Regions from separate parts of the Homo sapiens genome. Here regions 1 and 2 are each linked to region 3. Evidence: chromatin loops called from intact Hi-C (ENCODE). Cell type or tissue: gastrocnemius medialis. All regions are shown on one strand. Links, peaks and the distances in the headings refer to the core of each region. The heading gives the core; the rest is flanking DNA.

Region 1 (8,078 bases), core at 1,819-6,818, 180 kb after region 3:
TGAACAGATGTGGTGGCTCACATCTGTAATCCCAGCACTTTGGGAGGCCAAGGCAAGAGGATAGCTTGAGGCCAGGAGTTTGAAACCAGCCTAGGCAATATAGTGAGATCTCATATCTACAAAAAATAAAAATTAGCCAGGCATGGTGGCATGCATCTGTAGTCCCAGCTACTTGGGAGGCTGGGGTTGCGGGGATGGCTTGAGCCCAGGAGGTCCAGGTTGTAGTAAGTCACAATCTTGCCACTGCACTTTAGCCTGTGCAACATAGTGAGACCTCATCTCAAAAAAAAAAAAAAGTTTACTTTTTCTGATACGTGACTATATATTATCCTTATTTTTCCTAATGCTTATATGGCATATTTTTGCCAATTATTTATAGCCAGGCTTTCTATGCCCTTATATTTAAGATATGTTTCTTATAAGTAGCAAATAGTTGAGGATTTTTTAAAAATCCAATTAGACAATTTTTACATTTTAATTGTAGCACAGTCAATGTACATTCATGGAAATACTGAAATAATAACTTAGTTGGGTTTAAATCTATTGTATGATTTATCTTTTCTTTGTTCTATATTCCTTTTCCTCTCCTTTGTTGTCTTCTTTTGAATTGGTCAAGTTTTTTTTTTATCATTCCATATCCCCCTTCTATTGGCCTTTTAGGTATATATTCTTTTATCTCCTTTTTAAGTGATCACCTTAGAATTTATACCATGCATTCCTGATTTATAATAGTTTAGTATTAATTAGTACTTTTACTACTTCCTGGACAATGGAAGAACCTTAGAATACATTAACTCCACTTATCTCCCTCCGCCCGGGTGGGTTTTGGTAGGTAGTTATGAAGATAAACTAGTAGTCTGCTAGCTGAGAAGACATTGTAGGTACTTAAAACAGCAAGTCTGTGTGTAATGATCTCCTTTGCCCTCTCCAACACATTCTCTCCTGTTTCTGTGAGGCTGACCACTTGGATAACTGCATCACCAAGGTGGCTTTGTCCTCTCCCTTTCTGTTTTGTAGCTAGCGGGAGGGACTGGCAAGAGACTGCAAGATTAGAGCAGTTGGAATACTTATTCTCTCCTTCCCATCATCCCTGCCAGCCTGCCATGGTTCTGACTGCAGCTGCATCCTCCTACAGCTCCAACCTCACACAACCCCTTTCCCAAGATCTGACTCCTGCAAGAGTCTGGTCTGGAAGAAGCTGCAATAATATTCCACATCCACTAGCTGTCCAGTACACATATAATAAAACCCACATCCTCATTGTGATCTACAAGACGTTAGTTGATTTGGCCTCTGTCTGCTAATCGGACCTCGGCTGTACTTTCTCACTCATTTACTGCTTCTTTGTCAAATAGTCCTTTTTTACCCTGTTCAGAAAACATATCAAGTTCCCTCCAGTCTCTGGGCTTTTGCAATTGCTCTTTCCCTTCTTGGGCACATTTTCCTTCTCATCATCCAAGTTTCAGCTCAACAATCACATTCTTAGCGAAGGCTTTAATAGTAACTGTTTCTAAAGGGGCTTCCTTTTTCTGTTTCTCACGTATTACTGGAAGTTTGCCCCCTGTAGGACTTATTGCTGTCTGGAGAATTTTCTTTATTTATTTGTTGACTTCTGTATTATCTGCTTGCCTCCTCTACAATGTAGACAGAGGGAAACTTTGTCTGTCATATTCACCAGAGTATCTTTAGCACCTAGAAGAAACATAATAGATGCTTGATCAATATTTCTCGAATGAATGAATGAACTTATCTTTCTGTCTGGCTCCCAAACATCCCCCCCTCCTCATATATACATTCAATCCTTTATCACCCTGTATTAGGCCAATTCTTGCATTGCTATAAAGAAATACCCGAGACTGGGTAATTTATAAAGAAAAGAGGTTTAATTGGCTCATGATTCTGCAGGCTGTACAGGAAGCATAGTGGCATCTGCTTCTGGGGAGGCCTCAGGAAGCTTCCAATCATGACAGAAGGTGAAGGGGGTGCAGGTATGTCATATGGCGAAAGCAGAAGCAAGAGGCGGGGAGGTGCCACATACTTTTAAACAACCAGATCTTGCAAGAACCCCCTAACTATCACAAGCACAGCATCAAGGGATGGTGCCAAACCATTCATGAGAAATCCACTCCCATGACCAATCACCTTCCCCTAAGCCCAACCTCCAACACTAGGGAGTACAACTCAACATGAGATTTGGGTGGGGACACATATCCAAATGGTATCACATCCCCCATTTCTCACTCACCAACAAATGGGGACTTTTCCAGCAAAGACCATTAGGCTAATGACAACAAATGACTTACTTGGGGAAAGCTTCCTGTAGGAAGTGGCATCTGATGTGGTCTTCAAAGAGAGGCAGGGAACTTCTACATAGAGAATCATCCAGCAATGAATTCAAGTCTAAGAATACCAAAAACCAAACTGAACCAAAACAGAAAACAAAATTCTAGACCAAAATGTTTATTTTATTTTATATTTTGAGATAGAGTCTCACCCTGTTGCCCAGGCTGGCATGCAGTGGCACAATCTCAGCTCACTGCAACCTCTGCCTCCCAGGTTCAAGAAATTATCCTGCCTCAGCCTCGAGAGTAGCTAGGACTACAGGCACGTGCCACCATGTCTGGCTAATTTTTTTGTATCTTTAGTAGAGATGGAGTTTCGCCATGTTGGCCAGGCTGGTCTTGAATTCCTGGCCTCACATGATCCGCCCACCTTGCCCTTCCAAAGTGTTGGGATTACAGGCATGAGCCACCGCACCCAGCCCCAAAATATTTTTTTAAATGAAAACATTTAGATTTTGTTAGTTTTCTAGTGCTATATAACAACTTACCACACACTTCACAGCTTAATGGGGGCCAAAATTCTGTCTACCACAGACACAAACACGGAAAAACAAAACTGGCTTCTGGAAGGGACTGAAGAACCCTAAAGACAAGTCTAGTCTCCCAAGGATAAAAAAGCAACTACCATTTTGATTTTGGAGATAAGCCCTACCTTCTCTCTTTTTAGATGTTCATCAGCTTTTCAATGGAATCTGAAATTTAAAAATTTGTTATAAATTCTTATGAAGACATAATCTGAAATTTTACGTTAAACTGGTTAAAGGTAACCAGGATCTAATAATTTGTCAAAGAGGATGAATATGGGATGCTTTTCTTGAATGCCTGAAACTCTTCTTAATCCAGAGCTTCTCTAAGTGTGGCCAGATGGTGGCTTGGAAATACCCATTCAGCGAGGCATGGTGGTTCACGCCTGTAATCCCAGAACTTTGGGAGTCCGAGGCGAGCAGATCATGAGGTCAGATCGAGACCATCCTGGCTAACACGGTGAAACCCCGTCTCTACTAAAAATACAAGAAAAAATTAACTGGGCGTGGTGGTGGGCACCTGTAGTCCCAGCTACTCGGGAGGCTGAGGCAGGAGAACAGCGTCAACCTGGGAGGCAGAGCTTGCAGTGAGCTGAGATTGTGCCACTGCACTCCAGCCTGGGTGACAGAGCAAGACTCTGTCAAAAAAAAAAAAAAAAAAAAAAAAAGCCCATTCATAGGGGCACCCAATGAATAAGAATTACTGGAATGAAACTGGAGTCTGTGTTTCTAACACACACTCCAGGTGATCTTTAAGCCCCCAAAATTTGACTCCCACAGCTCTCTTCTTTCCCCTGTATTACAGCAAAATGCAATCATCCCAAGTACCCAAAAGAGGTCTCAGACCATTGCCTTAGAGAAATGCAAGGAGAGCTAACAATTTCTAGCTCATGAGGATGGCCTGCTGACTTCCATGTTAAGTCAAGGGGTACCTCAAACTCTGGAGATGAGGACAGGAGAGTGGAGAGGCGAGGGAGTTAACATGGACAAGTGAGTGCGTGTTATGTGCAGGGAAGCAGGTTTTCTACTCACAGATAACACAGGTATGTGGATGGATACACAGTATGAATTTCTCCTAGGCTAGCCCGTCTGACTTCATAGATGGGGCTCTTCCCTTCTCCTGACAGTCAGGAGAGTTTTTTCTGTCCATCTCCTCTGAACTCTTGCCTCATCCCGGGAAGCAGAGCCAAGCCCTGAGGCAGCTTCGACCGCAGGAATGTCACAGGCACAGGTGTTTCTGGATTTACTGAACTCTTGCCTTGAAGCCAAAACAGCTGGGCTTACTGCAGCCCATTTATCCTGCTCCTTTTCTGCCCACTTTTCTCACTCATCTCTGACCCAAGGCTTGTGGTAAAGCACATCAGCATAGACTTGGGTGCAGGTAACAGCTGCCTGGAGGTGCCTGGGCATGTGTAAATTCAGGGCTGTCACCTCATTCCTCATTTAGGCAGCTGGCCAGCACCCGAGGGATTTTTCTGGATCTGCCAAGCACACATCTGAAGCTGAGAGCAGAGAGAGGGTAGGGGAGCAGGGAGGCAGCTGGGTGTTGAGGAAAGAAGGCTTTGAAAGCAACAGACCTAGACTTTGAACCCACACCTGCCACGTCCCGTATGACAATGGGCAAGTCACTTACCCTTCAAGGGCCTCATTTTTTATCGTTAAAATAGGCCTTTGACCTATTTCTTGCAGGTTTGTGTTGTGGATTAAGAAAAATGCTATGAAAGTGTTTGTTAAAATGATTGTCACATAGTAAGCCTTCTTTTTTGTTAGGGTCTTTTCTCCAATATTAAAAGCTTGCTTTGGCAAGTTACTTCTCCTCAGTGCCTCAGTTTCTTCATTTGTAAAGCAGGGACAATCATAGTATCTCACGGGGTAGTTGTGAGGCTTAAACGAGTTAATATATGCAAAGCTCTTTAGAACAGTGCCAACACATTGAAAGTTTTCAAGATGCATGAATTTTTAATTATATGCCTACTTACATTCACAACTCCTTTGGGGTCATAGGGGATGTTATGGAGAAGGCTGGAAACCTGAGAATCCAAGATAGGCCCAGTCTCTTTACAGCTGGAAAAGCAACTACCTGTCTTGATTCAGGCTGCTATAACAAAGTGCCATTGTGTTAGTCCATTTTGCATTCCTATAGAGGAATACCTGAGACTGGGTAATTTATAAAGGAAAGAGGCTTATTTGGCTCACGATTCTGCAGGCTATACAAGCATGGCACCCACATCTGCTTGGCTCCTGGTAAGGCCTCAGAAAGCTTACAATCATGATGAAAGGCAAAGGGGGAGCAGGCGTATCACATGGCGAGAGAGAGAGAGGAGGTCCCCATCTCTCTCTTGTTTTTTTTTTTTTTTTAAACAACCAGAAAGATCGCATGTGAACTTATTATTGTGGGGAGGGCATCAAGATATTCATGAGGGATCCACGCCCATGACTCAAATACCTCCCACTGGACCCACCTTCCACATTGGAGGTCACATTTCAGCATGAGATTTGGAAGGGACAAACATGCAAACTATATCAGCTGTAAACTGGGTGGTTTATAAACAACAAAAATTTATTTCTTGTGGTTCCAGAGGCTGCAAGTCCAAGCTCTGGGCTCCAGTATGGTCAGTTCTAGTGAGGGTCTTCTTCCTGGTTGCAGAGTGTCCACTTCTCCTTGTATCTCCACATGGCAGAAAGAGGGAGGGCAAGAAAGTTCTCTGGGGTTCCCTTTACAAGGTCACTCATCCCATTCATGAGGGTTCCACCCTTATGACCTAATTACCTTCCAAAGGACCCACCTCCAAATACCATCACATTGCAAATTCGATTTTAACTTATGAGTTTTAGGGGGACACTAATAGTCCATCCCACTACCCTTCTGATTTTTCAGACAAGTTCCCCTTTTTTGTCTGGAATGGAGAGAGGCTTTTCTTGCAGAGAAGGCCCAGCTAACTCCCTTCTTTTACGACATAAGTTCCAGTGTGCAGACAAATTATATTAATTATCTACTGCTACATAATAGATTACCCCAAAACATAGTGGTTGAAACCAAACTTTTATTATCTGTGGATTTCTGTGGGTCAGGAGTCTGGGAACACTTCAGTTGAATGGCTGACTCAGGCTCTCTCATGTGGTTGCAACTAAGGTTTTGGCTGGAGCTGCAGTCCTCTCTGAAGGCTTGGTGGGGTAAGGGAGCTGTTCCTGAGATGGTCACTCATTTGTCATTTGGCAGGAGATTTCGGTTCCTAACCATGGGCATTGCTTCTTAGGCTATTGGAATGTCCTTACAAAATGGAAGCTGGCTTCCTACAGAGCAAGATGGAAGAGGGACGGAGATGGAAGCTGCATTATCTTTGTCTTTTATGATGTAGCCTCAAAATTAACACATCATTTCTGCAATTTCTACTCATTGGAAGCTAGTCATTAGGACCAGCCCACATTCAAGAGGAAGCATTGTCAAAGAATTTGAGGTCATATTTAAAACGTCCTTATATTTAAAATACCAATAACGATAGATATCAAATACATGGCAGATTAGGGAAGGAGGTTGATTTCCAAATAAGCCAGGGTCTTTGTTCTCTGTCCTTTGAATTCAGAGTGTCTTCGTTCAATGTCCTTTTTTCTCTGTCCAGTTGACCCTTCCTGGAAAGAGATTTGAAATTTCCAGTTTCCAACAATGTTGAAAACAGGCCCGGAAATGGAAGGAAGAGAAAATCGTTATGGCTCATACCACAAGCTCTTATTGAATGCCTTCATTATGCTGCATCCTACTTGGGCATTAGAAGTAAAGCGAAGAGTAACACAAATCTCTGTTCTTGGGGTACCTGCTGTCTAGTGGAAAGAGTAATAAAGAGAACATAAGAATAAAATAGGATAAGGTGGTCTTTACCTCACCCCCTATTTTCCATGTATATCCTTTTCTTTCCCAGAAATTATCACGAATAGGATTTTATCAGGTATTTGTTTGTTTTACTTATTTATTAGTGTTTCTTCCCACTGTATTCCTAGGACCTAGCCCAGTGGCTGCTATATGGGAACACTCAGTAAATACTTGTGAATGAATAACTGTGATGAGGTAAGCACAGTGAACTATGGCAGCAAGCAGGAGGGATGCCCAACTCAGCCTTGAAGGAGGCTTTCCTGGAGGAAGCACTCCTGTGTTGAGATTTGAGGTGAGAATTGGAGTTAGCAGGGTGGAGCAAGGGCATGTTGTTCCCACCCTCCAGGTACAGCATTCCAAACTGAAAGAGAGTCCAGTGCATCCAAGGGGCTGCAAAGACTTCCATATGCTGGAGGAGAGAAGCAGGGGTTGGCGGAGGGTGGGGTTAGGAGAGTGGAGGGAGGATTGCAGAGGGAGGAGTGAAAGATAAGGGAAAGATACAGCAGGATCAGGTTATTAAGAACTTACCAGCAGGGCACAGTGGCTCATCCCTGTAATCCCAGCACACTGGGAGGCTGAGGCAGAAGGAATACTTGAGCCCAGGATTTCAAGACCAGCCTGGGCACCATAGCCAGACACCATCTCTAAAAAAATAAAATAAAAAATTAGCCAGGCATTGTGAGACGGGAAGATTGCTTGAGCTCAGGAGTCAAGGCTGCCATGAGCTGTATTTGTGCCATTGTATTCCAGCCGGGTGACATAGTGAGACCCTGTTTCAAAACAAAAAACAAACAAAAACTTGTGAGAAAATCTGAGGAATAGAAATTTCATCATAAAAACAATGGGGAACTATTGAAGGTAATGAAGTAAGGCAGGGGTCCCCAACCCCAGGGCCATGGACCGGTACTGGTACAGCAGGAGGTGAGTGGCAGGGGAGTGAGCATTATTGCCTGAGCTCCACCTACTAATGCTGTGGCTGATCTGACAGATTCTTATAGGAGCGTCAACCCTATTGCAAACTGCGCATTTGAGGGATCTAGGTTGTGTGCTCTCTATGAGAATCTAATGTCTGATGATTTGTGGTGGAACAGTTTCATCCCAAAACCATCCCCCCACCATTCGTGGAAAAACTGGCTTCCATGAAACCGGTCCCTGGTGCCAAAAAGATTGGGGGCGACTGAAGTAGGGGAATGACAAGGCCAGGTACCAAAGTCTTTGAAGTTCTAGCAAGGATGTGAAGGGCCACCCCAGGTTCTCCTCTAAGGTTTGAGAATGGGGGTTATATATGCCCCAAGAGCTAGAATCCAGAAGGTAACACTGCAGAAGGTATTTCTGGACAATCTT
Region 2 (8,078 bases), core at 1,819-6,818, 110 kb before region 3:
CCTCCAATCTCAGCCTCTGGAGTAGCTGGGATTGTAAGCGAGCACCACCACGCCCAGCTATAATAATTTTTAATTTTTCTGTAGATATGGGGTCTCAGTATGTTGTTCAGGCTGGTCTTGTATTCCTGGCATCAAGTGATCCTCTTTCCTCAGCCTCCCAAAGTGTTGGGATTACAGGCCTGAGTGAGCCACCATACTACTTGGCCTATCAAGTTCTTCCTATAGAAATCTCTCCCCACACCTTCGGATCCACCACTGTCTGGACAAAGGGCTCCCAGGCCTGATACACAGCCGCCACCCTGTGATGGCCCTTCAGTGTCATTCCAGAGGCTCCTTTTCACTCTCTAAGGTTGGATCCCCAATTTCCCATATCCTGTGTCTTTCTTTTTCTTGGTTTACTCCCTTGGTTTTGGTAGACCGTATTTATTAGCAGCTTCTTGAAAGGACTGTATGAGACTAACTTTTTAATCATTTCTGAAAATGTCTTTATAGTACAGAACTTGAGTTGAAACGATTTGTTTCAGAACTGTCTTCTCATGTCCAATGTTATTGAGAAGACTGACACCATTTTGATTCTTGAACCTTTGTAAAAACACTTACTTTCATTTATGTATTTATTTTTGTAATGCCCTCTCTAGAAACTTGTAGGATCTTCTTTTTGCCCAATGTTCTGAAATTTCATAATGATGTGTTTGGTGTGGTTTACTGTCATTCACCAATCTGAGCATTAGGTGGGCTCTTTTCTGTCTGAAAACCACTGTTCTTTGGTTCAGGGAGCATTTTCTTCAATTTCTCATTTTTTTTCTCTCTTCTCTCTAGAATTCCTACGATTTGGATATATATCTCCTAACCCGGTCTTCAGTTTTTCTTATTTTCAATTTCCTTGTGTTTTTCTACCTTCTGGGATATACCTTCAAATTTATGACCTAACTTTTTCCATTATTATGTTTTTTTAGAGACAAGGTCTCACTCTGTTGCCCAGGCTGGAATGCAGTGGTGCAATCATAACTCACGGCAGACTTTAACTCCTGGGATCAAGCAATCCTCCCACCTCAGCCAACTGAGTAGCTAGGACTACAGGCATGTGCCGCCACACCCAACTAATATATTTTTTAAATTGTTTGTGAAGATGGGGTCTCACTATGTTGCCCACACTAGTCTTGATTTCCTGACCTTAAACAATCCCAACTTTTTCAAGTTAAATTTCTATGAGTCCTTTCCTGTTTAGTCCTTTAAAAGAGGGGAGGCATCTTATTTTTATTTCAAGGATTCTGTATCTTCAGTCATCTTTTAGGTTTTTCTGTTTTAAGTTTCCTTCTCTTGATATAGCCTGTTTCCCTCCAAAATGCTTTTCTCCTCTTTCTCCTCCTCCTCCCCTCCCCCCTCCCCCTAGATGTGTGAGTGTTCTGTCTTTCATATTCAAGGTTTCTGTCAAGTGTCAAATGTCTGGTGATCCTTGGCTGACACTCATTTTTAAGTGTGGGACACTAAAAAGCTATGTGGCACATATACACCATGGAATACTATGCAGCCATAAAAAAGGATGAGTTCATGTCCTTTGTAGGGACATGGATGAAGCTGGAAGTCATCATTCTCAGCAAACTATCGCAAGAACAAAAAACCAAACACCACATGTTCTCACTCATAGGTGGGAACTGAACAATGAGAACATTTGGACACAGGAAATGGAACATCACACAGTGGGGCCTGTTGTGGGGTGGGGGAAGGGGGGAGGGAAAGCATTAGGAGATATACCTAATGTAAATGACGAGTTAATGGGTGCAGCACACCAACATGGCACATGTATACATATGTAACAAACCTGCATGTTGTGCACATGTACCCTAGAACTTAAAGTATAATAATAATAAAAAAAAAGTAAATTCGTGGTTACGTAGGCCTAGGGTGTAGATGGGGGTGCAGGGGGTGATAGCTAAAGGACAAGGGTTTTTTTTTTCTTCTTCATTTTTTGAGATGGAGTCTCGCTCTGTCACCCAAGCTGGAGTGCAGTGGCACAATCTCGGCTCACTGCAACCTCCGCCTCTCGGGTTCAAGCAATTCTCCTGCCTCAGCCTCTCATGTAGCTGGGATCACATGTGTGCCACCACGCCCAGCTAATTTTTGTATTTTTAGTAGAGACGGGGTTTCACCATGTTGGCCAGGCTGGTCTTGAACTCCTCACCTCAAGTGATTCACTCACCTCAGCCTCCCAAAGTGTTGGGATTACAGGTGTGAGCCACTGCATCCAGCCTAGGGGTTTTCTTTTTGAGGTGATAAAAATGTTCTGAAGTTTATAGTGATGATGCTTGCAAATTCTGCAAGTAGACAATGCAGTGATGGTTGCAAATTCTATAAATATGTTTAATGTGATGATGGTTGCAAATTCTATGAAAAACCCAAATTGTACAATTTCAATGAGTGAAAGCATGCTATGTGAATGTCTTAATAAAGCTTTTATTTTAAAAAATGGAAAAAAAAAAAAAGCTCTTGGTTGTGGGCTTCACCATTAGATGATTCAGTTGCGCCACTTCATTGACATCCAATCTCTTAAACTGGTGAGTTTTCCCAAAGAAGACTTTTATAAACTCCTGCTTAGAAGGAATATGAGCCTGGCTGGCTGTGTTCTGGGACCTGACTTGAGGAAAAGGGCTAGTAGTTTCAATGTTCATTATGTTGACTTATGCTAAATCCCTGTTTTCAGAAACGGACCCCCATTCTCAGCTGTGCTTCATATCTGGTATTCCAGAGACCTGTTCTACCCTCAGCAGAGAGTAAGCTCCAGTCTTCTGCCTGGGTGTGAGAGGGGCAGTCGCTAGGCTGTGTAGCATAGGGAAGGAATATGAAAGTGTCATAGCTTCCTAACGAAATTTCAACTAATCTTCCCATTTTTAGCCCATCTCTTCTGTTTCCAGAGTTATCTCAAGTTGCCAATTCCCAGGCCTTCTGGAAGTATATCTGGTTGCCTCTTGGTTCTCCTGAGTGCCAGCTTAGAATTCCATTTTCTGAGTTCACTAATCCAGTCATAGCTCACCCATTTGTTCTCCAGCTTCCACAATTTTTTTTTTTTTTTTTTTTTTTTTTTTGCTGGTTTTCCTCTCCTTTTCTTTGTCCCTGTGGATTTACCCTTTAAAAAACCATTCTTTTAGAGGAAGGAAACAGAGGTAAATGTGAGTATTCAAGTTACCACTTTAAACTACAAGTTTTGAAGGTAGGTAGTCATATCATTTACTCCCCTCAACTATTGAAGGCACCTGGACTTCCCAGGTAAGTGATACTAATGGAATTCTGCGTGCCCTGTGCTGCGGTGACCAATCTCTTCTCGATGTGGTGCACTTTTCAACATAGAAAGCATGCTGGGTCAATAGTAAGAAAATAGGGGTTAATTCTAGCTCTGATTCCTACTCATCGTTATCCTTGGTATCATTTGTAGTCTCAGGATAAAAACCACCAACCTATGTACTTTCAGGGTTCTTAGTAGGATCAAACAGGATAATGACTGTGAAAGCACTTCAAAAAGCACAAAGTACTACAGAAACACAAGGCTTTGCTATTACTTAAAAACCTCACTTTCATCTCTTGAAATTCAATCTAACGTTATCTTGGCCTGTCTTCAGGAGACAGAGGCTTGTCTCCAGTAATCATATAAATCATCCTTGTGGCATTCAAAAGAAATGTCCTGTAGTCACACAGACATATGACTTGGGATAGTGTTTCTCACCCTACCAACACTGTCCTTGTTGCTAAAACCAGCCGGTACCACAGCATCTAAAACAAACACACCCAGAATCCAAGATTTTATTGCGGAGAAGGGATAAGTCAGATGAAACTCTTTTGGGGGAGTCCATTTCACAATGTGTCTGCTTCTCAGCTGAGCTGTATGTCCACCTTGACTAAAGTTAGAAATACGGAAAAAAGAGTGGTTAATATATCCAAACAGTGGATATATGATAGCCACTGAAAAAGAATGGGGTGGCAGTGCTCTATGTAGTGCCATGAAAGATGTTTTGTAGGATTCCGTTCCTATAATAAAACAACATAACCCTATATATGTGTAGGTATTTTTCTATCTACACATCTATATATTTGTATTATATAGGCACATAGATACACGACATGCATATATAGAAAAGTCTGGTTGCATTTTCACCAAATCATGCTGGTCACTTCTGGGGAACTGAAAACAACTTTTGCTTTTTACTTTATATAGTTCTAAGCAGTTTGCTCTTTCTCATAATATGCATAGGTTACTTCTGATCATAAAAAAGGAAAGACTAAATGTAAATTAAAAGAGTAAAAAAAACCCTAGGATCTGAGAAAAGAAGTAAAGGTAATAGGAAGCCAAGGAAAGATGGATATAGGAGAAGAGGCTAAGAAAGGGGCCAGAATTAGCAGGAGTTGGGGGCAGGTCACACACATCTGCTAGAGACGTGCAAGCAGGTGTATCTCCTCCCAGCTGGTAATCACAAATGGATCCCCTGTGGGCCATGGCAACCACCTGCACATTTATGCAAGCTCCACTATCAACTTAAGGGGAGGAATAACTCATTTTTTAAAAACTGTGTAATTTCCATACAGCAAAATGCACACATCTTGAGTATACAGGCTATGACTTCTGAAAAATGCATATGCCCACGTAACCCACAGGGGGGCTCATTTTAAACAAAATCTCATAGCCATATGCAAGTGCATGAATCTGTAGGAGATGAGCTCACTCAGCCACGATCAGTCACAGGAATAGGTGGTGAGTATGGGATTCATACCCCATCCGTCTCACTAATTCTGAATCTGGACCTGCCTGGTAGTGCTATCTAGTCTTCTGACTGCATTTCCCAGAGATCTCCTGATTCCTTGTACTCCTAATTTGGGTTTCTCCTAGCTCAGTAACTCACATGTCTCTTGGCAATGAACATGGTAACCCTAGACCACACATGCAATCAGTCTGGCAAGAATGTACTGGCCTGAAAAGATTTTTGGATGTGGACCAACTCTCTCAAATAAGCCAGCTACCATTGTCAATTTCCCCTTTCAAAATGGGAGCTGTTAGCTCCTGTGACTCACTGCAAGAGAAGACTATTTTATAGACATTGCCGGCAACTGCATATACCGTAGTTTCTCTGGGCTAGCATAATAACCATGATATCTCATATTTACTGAGTGCTTATTACATGTCAAGCATTATACTCTAAGTACCTTACATGATTGATCTGTATAACACCACCATGAGATAGGTACCACCATTATTTCCACTTCATAGATGGGGAACTCAGGCACAGAGATGTGAGTAACTTGCTCGAGGTCATAGAATTAAAAAGTGATAGTGTGAGGAATGGGAACCCAGGCAGTTGGTGACTCCAGGGTCTGTTTTTATCTGCAAGGCTATACTACACTTTCTCTCATTCAGGGAAGGACAGGCAGACCAGGGTTTTAAAGTGTCACCTCCTGTCTCCCTGGCTAGAGCTTTCTTTGCCTCTGTGGCCTCTAATATATAAAAATGTCAAGTCCATCTTTCTTCTAAAAAGAGGTAAATATACAGTCATCTCTAGGTATTGCTAGGGTCACAAAGGCGTCTCTTAGCTCTGTCTAGACATAAAGCCAACAGAGCATAATGCATAACAGTGCTTTATAGCCAGAGGTTTTTATCTTGTTATTTCTTCTCTGAGGAGTTGGCTGATAAATCAGACTTCACCAGTAGAGAAGAATGTGTGTTTTCAAGGGTGACTTTCAGAAGCAGAGTGAAGGGAGAGCAATAATGTGGTAAAGAGAGGCATCCTTCAGAACCAGTGGCAATCTCACCTCGAGAGGCCAATTAATCCATGTGAGGGAATAATGAACTCGACAGTGAGGGAGCCCAGGTACAGGCTATCTCCCCACTTTTCAATGACAGACACTGGAGCACTCTTTCCAGCTCTCATTTATCAGTCTCAGTGGTGAACACAAGCCATCTTGTGCCACTGCATTCCTCAAACTGCATTTATTGTCTAGAGGCACATGGTGATCGTGACAGGGAAGACTAGCCCAAGTTCATCTGAACAGCTGTGGTTCCTATACCCTAAATTCTCAGCATCTAAAGATTTTTACCTTTTATGGAATCCCCTTTGTCTCCTTCTAAAAGTACTATTTGATCTTTTTATTGCATTAAAGTTACTGGTGCTTTAAGACTTGGTCCATCTCATTTGAGATACCTGGAAACACTCTAGGGAGAACAAAGGTGAAAGATCTGGGCAAAGGTCAGTAAAATATTCTACCCAACTACAGGCCAGAGGACAGCTTCAGTTTTGTCTCTCCAACATCATGGGCTGGAATAAACAGAGGAATGGTTCTATAATTCTAGCGCAGAGACTTCCAGTTCTAGTAATATGGCGAGCTATATATGCAAACCATCTCCCCTACTGGGGAAAAAACCTAATTCTAGAGTAAAATATATTTTTTAAGATTCTTAATATCATCAAAAAAGTAAAAAAAAGGAAAAGGTAAGCATCTGGAAAATTGAGGCAAATTTTCTTCCAAGGGCAATGGTGAGCTAGACCAACTTGAGTTTCAGTTTTGCCAAAAATTGAGAGGAACATTAAGTCAAGATCCAGGGCCAAAGTGGAGAGTCTAAAGGAGACCCTCTGTTATGCTTGGACTCCAAAGTGCTAATTTTTAAGGTGAGGATGAGCCAGAAATAAACCTTCTCCAGATCAGAGGACTGTGGAGAAGGCTGTCTTTGCAACAAATTCAACAAGGGAGATGTGGAAGGATTTATTCACCATGGATGGCCTTCTCATGGATTGTATACCTTGGCCTTGCATTACTCAGATGGTCCAGGGAACCTCAAAAACTTGGTTTGAAATGGTCCTGAACTGGTAGTACTCCTAGGAACCTGTCAGAAGCCAACCTAAATCTCTCTGGAGAAAGGCATCTTTTATCACAGTCTTCAATGAATTTCCAAAAATAATTTTTCAAAGACAATGAGTAATATACAGTCAAAAATACTAAGTACTGGAGGATCCAGGATACCATGAGTAGACCAGTAAAAACAGCAGATATCAGAAATAGACATGTAAAGACTTCAGATATTAAAATTATCAGACCTAATCATAAACATATTACTAAATTTCATGAACATATTAGTAAATTATTAAGAAATAAAAGCAAAGCTTGAATATGTCCATCTGCAGGGAAGAGTAAACTATTAAAAAATGATGGAAGACTGGACACAGTGGCTCACATTTGCAATCCCAGCACTTTGGGAGGCCAAGGTGGGTGGATCACCTGAGCTCGGGAGTTTGAGACCAGACTGACCAACATGGAGAAACCCTGTCTCTATTAAAAATACAAAATTAGCTGGGTGTGGTAGCGCATGCCTGTAATCCCAGCTACTCGGGAGGCTGAGGCAGGAGAATCACTTGAACCCGGAAGGTGGAGGTTGCGGTGAGCCGAGATGTGCCACTGCATTCCAGGCTGGGCAACAAGAGCGAAACTCCATCTCGGGAAAAAAAAAAAAAAAAAGATGAAATATATTTGGAAAAAGAACCAAATAGAACATCTAGAAGTGAAAAATACTGTAGCTAAAATTAAAAACTCAATGGACCCACTTAACCGTAGATTAGACACAGATGAAAAAAGAATAAATGAACTGAATGATAGCTCAAGAAGAATTATTCAGAACGCAGCAGAAAGAGACACAAAAAGAGAAAATATGGACGAGAGGTTAACAGATATGGATTGAGGTGATCTAAAGGAAATTCAAATTATGGTGCAGAATCACCTTTGGAGCTTATTAAAACATGGATTCTGGGGCTCTAATACCACTCTTTTGATTCTTCAGACTAGGTTGAGTCCCAGGAACATGCAATATTAGCAGGTGTGGTGTCCATCTATACTTTGAGAAGTATTAGAGTAGTGACATCTAGGTGGTAAAGTTCAGAAGTTAATTTTTTCTTCTTGTCCAAACTAGACTAAGTTTTTCACCCTTCACTGACTGCAACCTTTTCATCCAGCATAGCTGGACAGAGTGTGCAATATTTCTCCACGTAATATGGTCAACATGTTTTACTTTAATCCAATAGAGGTTTAGATAGGAAAATCAAAACATA
Region 3 (8,078 bases), core at 1,214-6,213:
CTGCATTCCCCAGTGTCAGCCATGGAAGCTGCTTAAGGTATGCCTGGTCCACCTGCAGCCTTGCAGGGAGCTGGCACCCATGCTGGTGCCTGGAGCTGCCTGCCCCACCACAGCTGGCATACCTGGCTGTGCAGTGGCTGAACTCCACGCTCGCTCACACAACCCTCACTGTTCTGCAACTGGCTTGCCCTTGGCAGGTATGGGATCTAGGCTGGTAGTGGGAGCCGAACGCAGCCTGCCAGGTCAAGTAGGCAGAGAAGCCCAGCAGGCCAGAGCAAAACTTGGGCAAAGGTGTCACTGGCCACAGAAATTTCCAGTTGGCAAAGTGATACCCCAAAGATCCCGTAACAGTACTTTGCTGCCCTCCATATAAGAAGAGAAGGGGTATAAGAAAACATACATGTATTGGCTTATCTGTGCAAAAGAAATACAGGAGGATAAACCAGAAACTAAAGAGATTGGTTATCTACAGGGTGTGAGTGGGAAAGGAGTGAAAAAACATGGGGAACTGATATCAGACAAGATAACAGGATGAGAAGGTTACACATTTCTCCGAGTATATCTATCTGACTTAACATATACTTGTGTAAATATACTCAGAGCAGTGTATATCTTAGAACTACGGTAGTATTTTATATACCCCAAAAATAAACACTTAAAATCAATCACATGTGGGGAAAACTCAAAATGAAATATAAACAATAACAAGTAAACATAACTGTATTACTAGTAAATAACACCACCACACTGAAGGGGATGGGGAAGAAAAGAACCAGCCTAAGTAACTCAGGAAAACAGTATGTTGACTAGATTCCATAAAGCTAAAGAAAAAAAAAATCTACAATACTGTACACTAGTTATATTTGTTTCTCCCAAGGGTATGGGTCATCAATTCTGAAACTGTCTTCTGGGTGCACTAGGGGTGAACAAATATGTAAATATATTGTAAGATTTCTGTCAGAGAAAGAAGTTGCAAATAAAGAAAGTGGGAAGGCTAGGCCAGGCGTATTGGCTGACGCCTGTAATCCCAGCACTTTGGGAGGCCGAGGTGGGTGGATCACAAGGTCAGGAGTTCAAGACCAGCCTGGCCAAGATGGTGAAACCTCGTCTCTACTACATATACAAAAAAATTAGCCGGGCGTGGTGGCGGGCACCTGTAGTCCCAGCCACTCAGGAGGCTGAGGCAGAGAACTGCTTGAACCCGGGAGGTGGAGGTTGCAGTGAGCTGAGATTGTGCCACTGCACTCCAGCCTGGGCGACAGAGAGAGACTCATCTCAAAAAAAAAAAGACAGTGAGAAGGCTAAAGTGAATCCTGAGGCTTTGGTTCATTGAAACTGAACCAAAATTTCCAATGGAAATTTGAAGGAATTGGAGGTCACCAGTATGAACTCAAGGTCTTTAAAAATTAGACAGACAGGATGGATGGATGGATGGATGGATGGATGGATGGATGGATGGACGGATGGACAGACAGACAAAAATAAATATTGACTTGTGTGTATGTAAGGGATAATGCACATACATACATTTCCTAGCTCTGTCTGCTGAGAGAAGACTAGAAGCAGTACATCTCAACAGCAATAAGCACACCTAGCACCCAGATCTTGGTTTCTAAATACCATTATCCAGCAAAGAGAACCAACCTCCTTGGAGAAATAGTTGATTCCAGGAAGAATATACAAACAAGATGAACCCAGAGTATCTTCTGTTGCCAGAAGTGTCAAAATAAAGTAAATAAGTGTCCAAATATCATGGGGGCATGTCAAAAGGACACAGAAGTTAACCTGAAGTTCCCAATAGCCAAAGCTAGAACCATCCAAGCAACAAAATCAACAACGGTATCAGATTATGACACAGAGAATAAAATAAATATCTGAGGCCAACAAAATAAGGATCTAGTACCTGAGACTGATACCAAAAATTGTTGAATAAGTAAGTAAAAAGGGGAGAAAGGAAAGTTCTTCCTTATTGAAGACTTCTCATTAATAAATGTAGAAGAGGTGCAGGAAACAGAAAGTCACCACGAAGCAGACACTATTGTAATAACTGTTACAGGCAAGATCTGGCAATGGATGCTAAAATTAGAAAATAAACACTTGAGGAGAAATAGGATATGCACAGTGTCAAAGTATCTTCCGCAATATGTTATTAATTACAAAGAGAAAAATAGTAACTTGACAGTGGAGAAACTTGGTAGATACCACCTCAGCCAAGGGACCATGGTCAACATCATCAGTAATGAGATACACCAACACTACAGTCCCTTCATATAAGATGCTGTGTCAGGGGTCCCCAAGCCCACACAGATTCAATGATTCACTAGGCTAACTCCCAGGACTTGGCATATAATCAAAGCTAAGATTTCTTACAGTGAAAGGCATATGAAATGAAGTCACAGGAAACCAGGCTCAAGCTTTCACAAGGATTCTTCCAGGGTAGACACACAGGATGTGCTTAATTCCTCCAGCAACAAGTTGTTGACAACATGTGTGAAATGTCATCCACCAGGGCAGCTCATTAGAGGCTCAGTGCTCACGGTTTTTATGAGAGGCTGGTCACACAGGCATTCTCGGTACACCAAATTTCCAGACTTCCAGCAGAAAAACAGCATCAACTACACTGTCTGCACAGCCAGTTTAGGCACAGTGAGCCACCATTAACAGTTGGGTAATGGGAAACCTACTGAAATTTAGGTTCCCAGCTGCCAGCCAAGGGCCAATGTTCCAAGCAGACTTTTCAAAGGGCAGCAGTCAGGCCTGCTGCGTTAATGCTTTTTCTGCACAGATGGGCATTTTAGCTTCTGCTGGGAAAGTCTACAGTAACAGAAAAGCAGAGGAGTTCCATTTTCCAGGGTCAGGTTTGCCCCTCTGCCAGCTCTCCAGCCATCGTGTCCTTCCAGACAGGTTCAAGCTTCTGACACACGGTCCTTGATCAGCCAGTCTGGTTCTGATCACCTTTTGAGGGATGAGGGAAGAATGCTTATAGGCTTTGCCATCTACGCTGAGAGTGTTTCCTCAAGCCTCAGCACATCACTCCTCTAGTAAGAACGTCACTGCCTTCCCATTACGTTAGAATAAAACCTAGAGTCATCATGCTGCTCTCCAATTCCAGGCTTTCTCATGAAGGCCATGAAGATCTTCCCATCTTGGAAATCTTAACTACACAGGCTTCCTTGTTCCTTCTCAAGCCCAGCCAGCATATTCCCACCTCAGGGCCTTTGCACTCTCTGTTCCCACTGCCTGGAATGTCTTTTTCCCAGGGCTCAGCATGGCTCACTCCTCCATCTTACTCAGTCTCTTGAATCATTGCACTATCTGCAGTAGAACCTACACTCCCACCCTTAGTCGCTCTAACCCTCAGCCTTCTTTTCTTTCCCTTCACAGGACACATCACTACTTGGTCTCCCCAGTTTTGTATTAAGCTGTTTGGCTAACGCCTCTGCCTTCCAGCCTCCAAGAACGTACGCTCATTTGCATACTTTCATTTACCATTTTTAAAGGAGCTGCACCATACAGTGCCTACACCATGTGCCTCATAAATATTTGCATAATGTCCAAATGAACCTATAAAAGGAAAGAGTGAGGCCGGAGAACATGGCTAGCATTTTCTGAATGCTTAATATGAGCTAAGCATTGCGCTCTGTTTCACAGATATCTTTTTCTTTAAGTTCTCACACACACAAAAAAAACATTTTACAGATAAGAAAACTGAGGTCCAGAAGTGAAGTAACTTGACACTGCTAATAAACAAAGTCAAGGTTCAAATCTTTCCCATGGCACAGCTGCTCTGCCGCCTCCTTAGATTTCTCTAAGGACCAGCCCAGCTCCAGAGGACTAGGTTTTATGGGAGAAAGAGAAAAGAGTGAAAATATGAATAATTATAAACGAATTAGCCATCATTCAATTAACCAGCTCTTTGGCCCTGCCCTTGCACCCTTTTCAGGAATTACTAATGAGACTTCCTGCCTGGTCAGCATGCTCAGTTGCTGTTTATGTCAGGGAAGCCTGTCCTGTTATGATTTACATTTGCATCATCACATGCCTGCAAAGCAGATCACAGGCAACCAGCCGAGTGCCTGGCAGGGGCAGAGAGAAGCCTATCCCAGACAACAGCTGTCAGCTGCTCCCTGCCTGCATGACTTGCTACAGGGCTGTGGGGAAGGGGGGTCCTGGGCAAGGCCCCGACTGTCCCTCTCTCACCCCCTATTTCCACAAAGGGGAGATTTCCTCGTAGAACTCAGCAGCGCCCGACAGAAGGTGAAAGACTGACCCTGCCTGTCTTTAAAGCAGCCCTGACAAAGGCAGACAGGGTGACTCTACTCCATTGAATACTTGAATTCACCACTTCTCAAGGATCTGGTCCACAAACTTTTCAAAGCGGCAGCTTTCATTAGCAGGAAGATGGGGACCAAGGGTCTCCTGTGAGTTGGGTTTATTTCCTGATCTAAGTCATGTCCCCACTTTTTAGAGCCTACTTCCCACAGTCCTGGAATTCACAGATCAGCAAAATAAAAAATAAAAAAAGTAGATGAGAGTGGAGGAAAGACTAATACAATTGCCAACTTTTTATTTTACACAAAGACTTACAAAAACACCAGCAATGAGCTCTACTTACTAATACCCTAAATAAACAGCTGCCTTAGCATCCGAAATACAGGAAGGCAAAGTCTCAGAGTAAAGAACTCTCCACCCTGAAAGGGTAGAAACTTTATAGCTACATGTTCACTAGATGTCCTTATTTTTCCCATTTCACCAGAAGCCAGTGACAACCAGGTCATAAATCAGAGACAGTCCTGGGACCCATATTTGGGGTCCACGTGAGAACTAGAGGGGGCCAGGAGGCATTCCAGTGTCTCCAGGTTGTGATATCCTAAGGACAAAGACTCGTGTAACAGCTGGGGCACACAGGCAGTCCACATAGGTGCACTCAGTAACTAATTCTCACGTTCCACAGATGACAAAACTGAGGCCCAAAGAGGCAACTGGACTTGCCCAAAGTCACATAGCTATTTAGGGTCAGACTGGTCTATAGTCCAGTTCTTCTGCTCTAGAGTCCAGCTTCTTTTAACTACACTACACTTTAGGCAGGGTACCCTAGAGCCATACCTGATCAAACCCCTCATCTGGGACAGGTACAGGAGAGACTCCCAAGAAAAAGCCCTTCTCCCACAGGAGCAGAACTGTCCAGGCCTTGTATAGAAGGCTCTTCCCCAGACATCATGCCTGTAGCTCCCAATCTGTCTGGGAAGGGCTCAGGGCTGCTCAAGGTCCTGGAGGATGATGGAAACTTCAGCATGGGCTTGCTGTCTCTGGCCACCTCCCCAGACTCTTCCCAGGCAGCAATCATACAAAAGAGCTGGACAGAGGCTGCAATGTGGAAGCCTCTCTGTTCCACCAGAACAGCCATGAAGTCAGCTAATCAGACCTGCTGCATCTCTCAGGCTATGGAAACAGCTCCTGCTGTAGCTGTGGGTCTCCAGGATCTCTCTTCTAGACCTCTGTGGTTGGCCAAATGAGCAACAGCTACTCACCTTCAACCCCTGCTCACCTCCCACTCCTGCCCCAGGATCCTGCCAGTATGTGGCTGAGAGAGCCCAACGAATGAGGAGCTGTTCCACAATATCACCACCCTTGCTTTTATAAACACAAGACATAGCTCACTGTGAAAAAGTCAAACCATGGAGGAACATACAAAGACAGATGTAAAATTTATAACAAATTGCCACCACGTGGGGAAGTATTCTGTGGACATTTTGGTAAACATGCTCTTACAGCATGGTCTCAAAAACTAGTGTGTGCAAATGGATTGCCCCAGGACCTTGTTAAAATGCAGTGGGTCTGGGGTGGAGCCTGGGATCCTGCATTCCTAACAAGCTCCCAGGCGATGCTGCTGGCTCCAGGTACCACACTTCCAATAGCAAAGGGCCACTGTCTTGTTCACTGTGTATCTCCAATGCCCAGAGAAGTGCCAGGCACACAGACTACTCAATAATTACTGACTGAATTAATAGGCAGAAATCCGAGCATGCAATTTTACTTAAATGCACCCTTAAAATATATGCTATCCTGAAACCTGTTTTTGCTACATAATATGTTGTGACATCTTTTCTTGTCAATAACTACTGGTACACATCATCATTTTTAATGGCTAAGGGTAACTTTACTGTGTCTATGTATCCATAAATCCCGTTACTGATGGACATTTGGGGTGTTTTCAATAAACAATGCACAGCCAGATACATATATTATTTTTCCCACTTGTATATTATCTCGTGAAAGTATAACTGCTAGGTCAAAGGACATGCATGCTTTACATTTTGGTATCCTTTTGACTGTTGACTGCCTCCTCCCTGAGGAACTGGTATTGTCTTCTGGCCACAGACAGCTATGAGAAAAGCCTCCAGCCTAGGATTGTCTGCGATGGGCTGATTCTCTCAAGTTGGCAATGACGCTCCTAGAAGCACAAAGGCTGAGATCATCCCATGGTTCCTCTGCATTTTTGTTAAGTTGCTCCTTAACTGCTGCTGCGCTCTATTATTCTCCATCCATCTCTGTCTCTTTTCATTTTAACATCTGTGTATTTCATTATTCTGCAAAGTAGGGGACACTCCTGTCTGGTCAAGGAAACCATGACTCTTCTTTTTATCATTCTAAATTTGCACCGGGTACAGGGCATCGATCTTTGCTGGAATTGGTTTCTCTGGGTTGCAGGAATCATGGCAAAATGCAGCATCCTCCTTCTGTGAGATGCTCCTTGAGTTGACTTTCCTGGGCTACATGGTCTCCTTTGACTAAGGACCTTGACAAAGGGCAAGGGCAGGCTCTCGCTCTTAGGACTGTCCTACTTGCCAGTATTTCTCCAGAATTCCCCATCCTCTGGGGCAGTGTTGCAGAGAACAAGTCAGTGATCCACCTGCAGCAGGATCCCCAGGGACGCTTGTGAATATGCAGATTCCTGAGTCTCTCCCCTAGGGGAATCTGCATTTTTACTAAGCACACTAAGGATCTCAATGGGCACTAAAATGTGAACATCCTGCTCTGACCGATTCTACCACCTTCTTATACCCACAGAGCAAATGGCCTCATGATTCCTTTCTTCCTGATGTTATTGCCGCTCCAAGAATCATGGCTACACAGCCAATGAGGGACCTACTCTGGCCATGACTCCTTCAAGCCAAGTCTAATACACCCCAGATAGAGGAGTTACCATGAGATAAATATCCACAAGGAAACAACTGGCCTCTTTATGATCTTTCCCCATTTCAACACTGCTCTCTTCTTCCCCATTTGTGTGCAAGATACAAATTCTGCTTCACACACAAAAGCTGTGGGCTCATATACAAACGGTTTTTGTTCAAGCAAAAAGGCCCTTTTTAGAGCTTTGAAACTTACTCAGTTCTGTCTACTTTGTAAGGATTTACATTTACCTGTGCCCAACAGAAAATAGGATTAAAGAGGCAATAAAGAATCTGCCCCTGTTTGGCCAATATCAAAATATTCCTAAGCATTCTATTACCTGTCTGGTGCTGAGTCAGTTGTGTGGGGATTCAAAAGCGAAGCTGACAGGCTCTCTCTGTGATAGTGGAAGACAGAGACAGGTAAAGGAGCCTCTGCATGTAATGCAAATAGTGCCCTGATTGGGGAGCTATAGGATGCTTAATCTCAAACTAGGAACGAGGCTGGCATCAGAACAGGCTTCTCAGGGGAAGGTCGGTTTCAGCTGAGGTCGGCCACGGTCTAGGCGGAAAAGCAATGTAATATTTACAGCATGAGGCCTTACTCATTCCGTTTTTCATTCCACTAATATTAATTCACAAACTCTGTGTCGCACCTGCAAAGAATGAGAATACATAGAAGACACCTAGGCCACATTTGAAATTTTAGTGTTTGTGGAATTGTGGAATCAAAGATGTTCCAAGCCGCCTGTGTAAAGGCCTGGAGGCAGAACAATGTGGTAAAGGAGCAACTGAAAGGAGGTCAGTATGAACAAGCTTCTCATATACGCAAAAGTACCTGGCATCTTTTCATTAATTAAAAAAAAAAAAGCCCTATTTCTCATAAAAAAATGTGCTATGAAC

The links. Peaks named below come from ENCODE experiments on the same cell type or tissue, not always from the same donor. Only the 100,000 strongest peaks of a DNase experiment are listed, where the experiment ranks them.
Region 1: a loop joins it to region 3, with 1.8 times the contacts of the local background. A loop is called at or near these places in 1 of 110 quality-filtered maps.
Region 2: it touches region 3 in a loop (5-fold over the local background); 1 of 110 quality-filtered maps calls a loop at or near these places.

Annotation. Positions count from the first base shown.
Region 1 is chr11:35,890,294-35,898,371 of GRCh38, reverse strand. It overlaps LOC124902661 (a long non-coding RNA gene), which reads right to left and starts at 7,296. Exons shown (of 2, transcript XR_007062655.1): 1 at 7,263-7,296; 2 at 5,406-6,496. In gastrocnemius medialis, for the core only: no CTCF peak of the experiment used is centred there; a DNase peak (open chromatin) is centred at 4,061.
Region 2 is chr11:36,183,377-36,191,454 of GRCh38, reverse strand. The region is part of intron 4 of LDLRAD3 (low density lipoprotein receptor class A domain containing 3); the gene reads right to left. Among named protein-coding and RNA genes, the nearest start is that of COMMD9, 100 kb to the left of the region's middle. In gastrocnemius medialis, for the core only: no CTCF peak of the experiment used is centred there; DNase peaks (open chromatin) are centred at 3,728 and 4,874; H3K4me3 peaks cover 263 bases; H3K27ac peaks cover 2,688 bases.
Region 3 is chr11:36,069,605-36,077,682 of GRCh38, reverse strand. All of the region lies in intron 2 of LDLRAD3 (low density lipoprotein receptor class A domain containing 3), which reads right to left. The region is part of intron 1 of LOC101928510 (a long non-coding RNA gene); the gene reads left to right. Among named protein-coding and RNA genes, the nearest start is that of MIR3973, 64 kb to the right of the region's middle. In gastrocnemius medialis, for the core only: no CTCF peak of the experiment used is centred there; DNase peaks (open chromatin) are centred at 2,539 and 4,062; H3K27ac peaks cover 2,163 bases.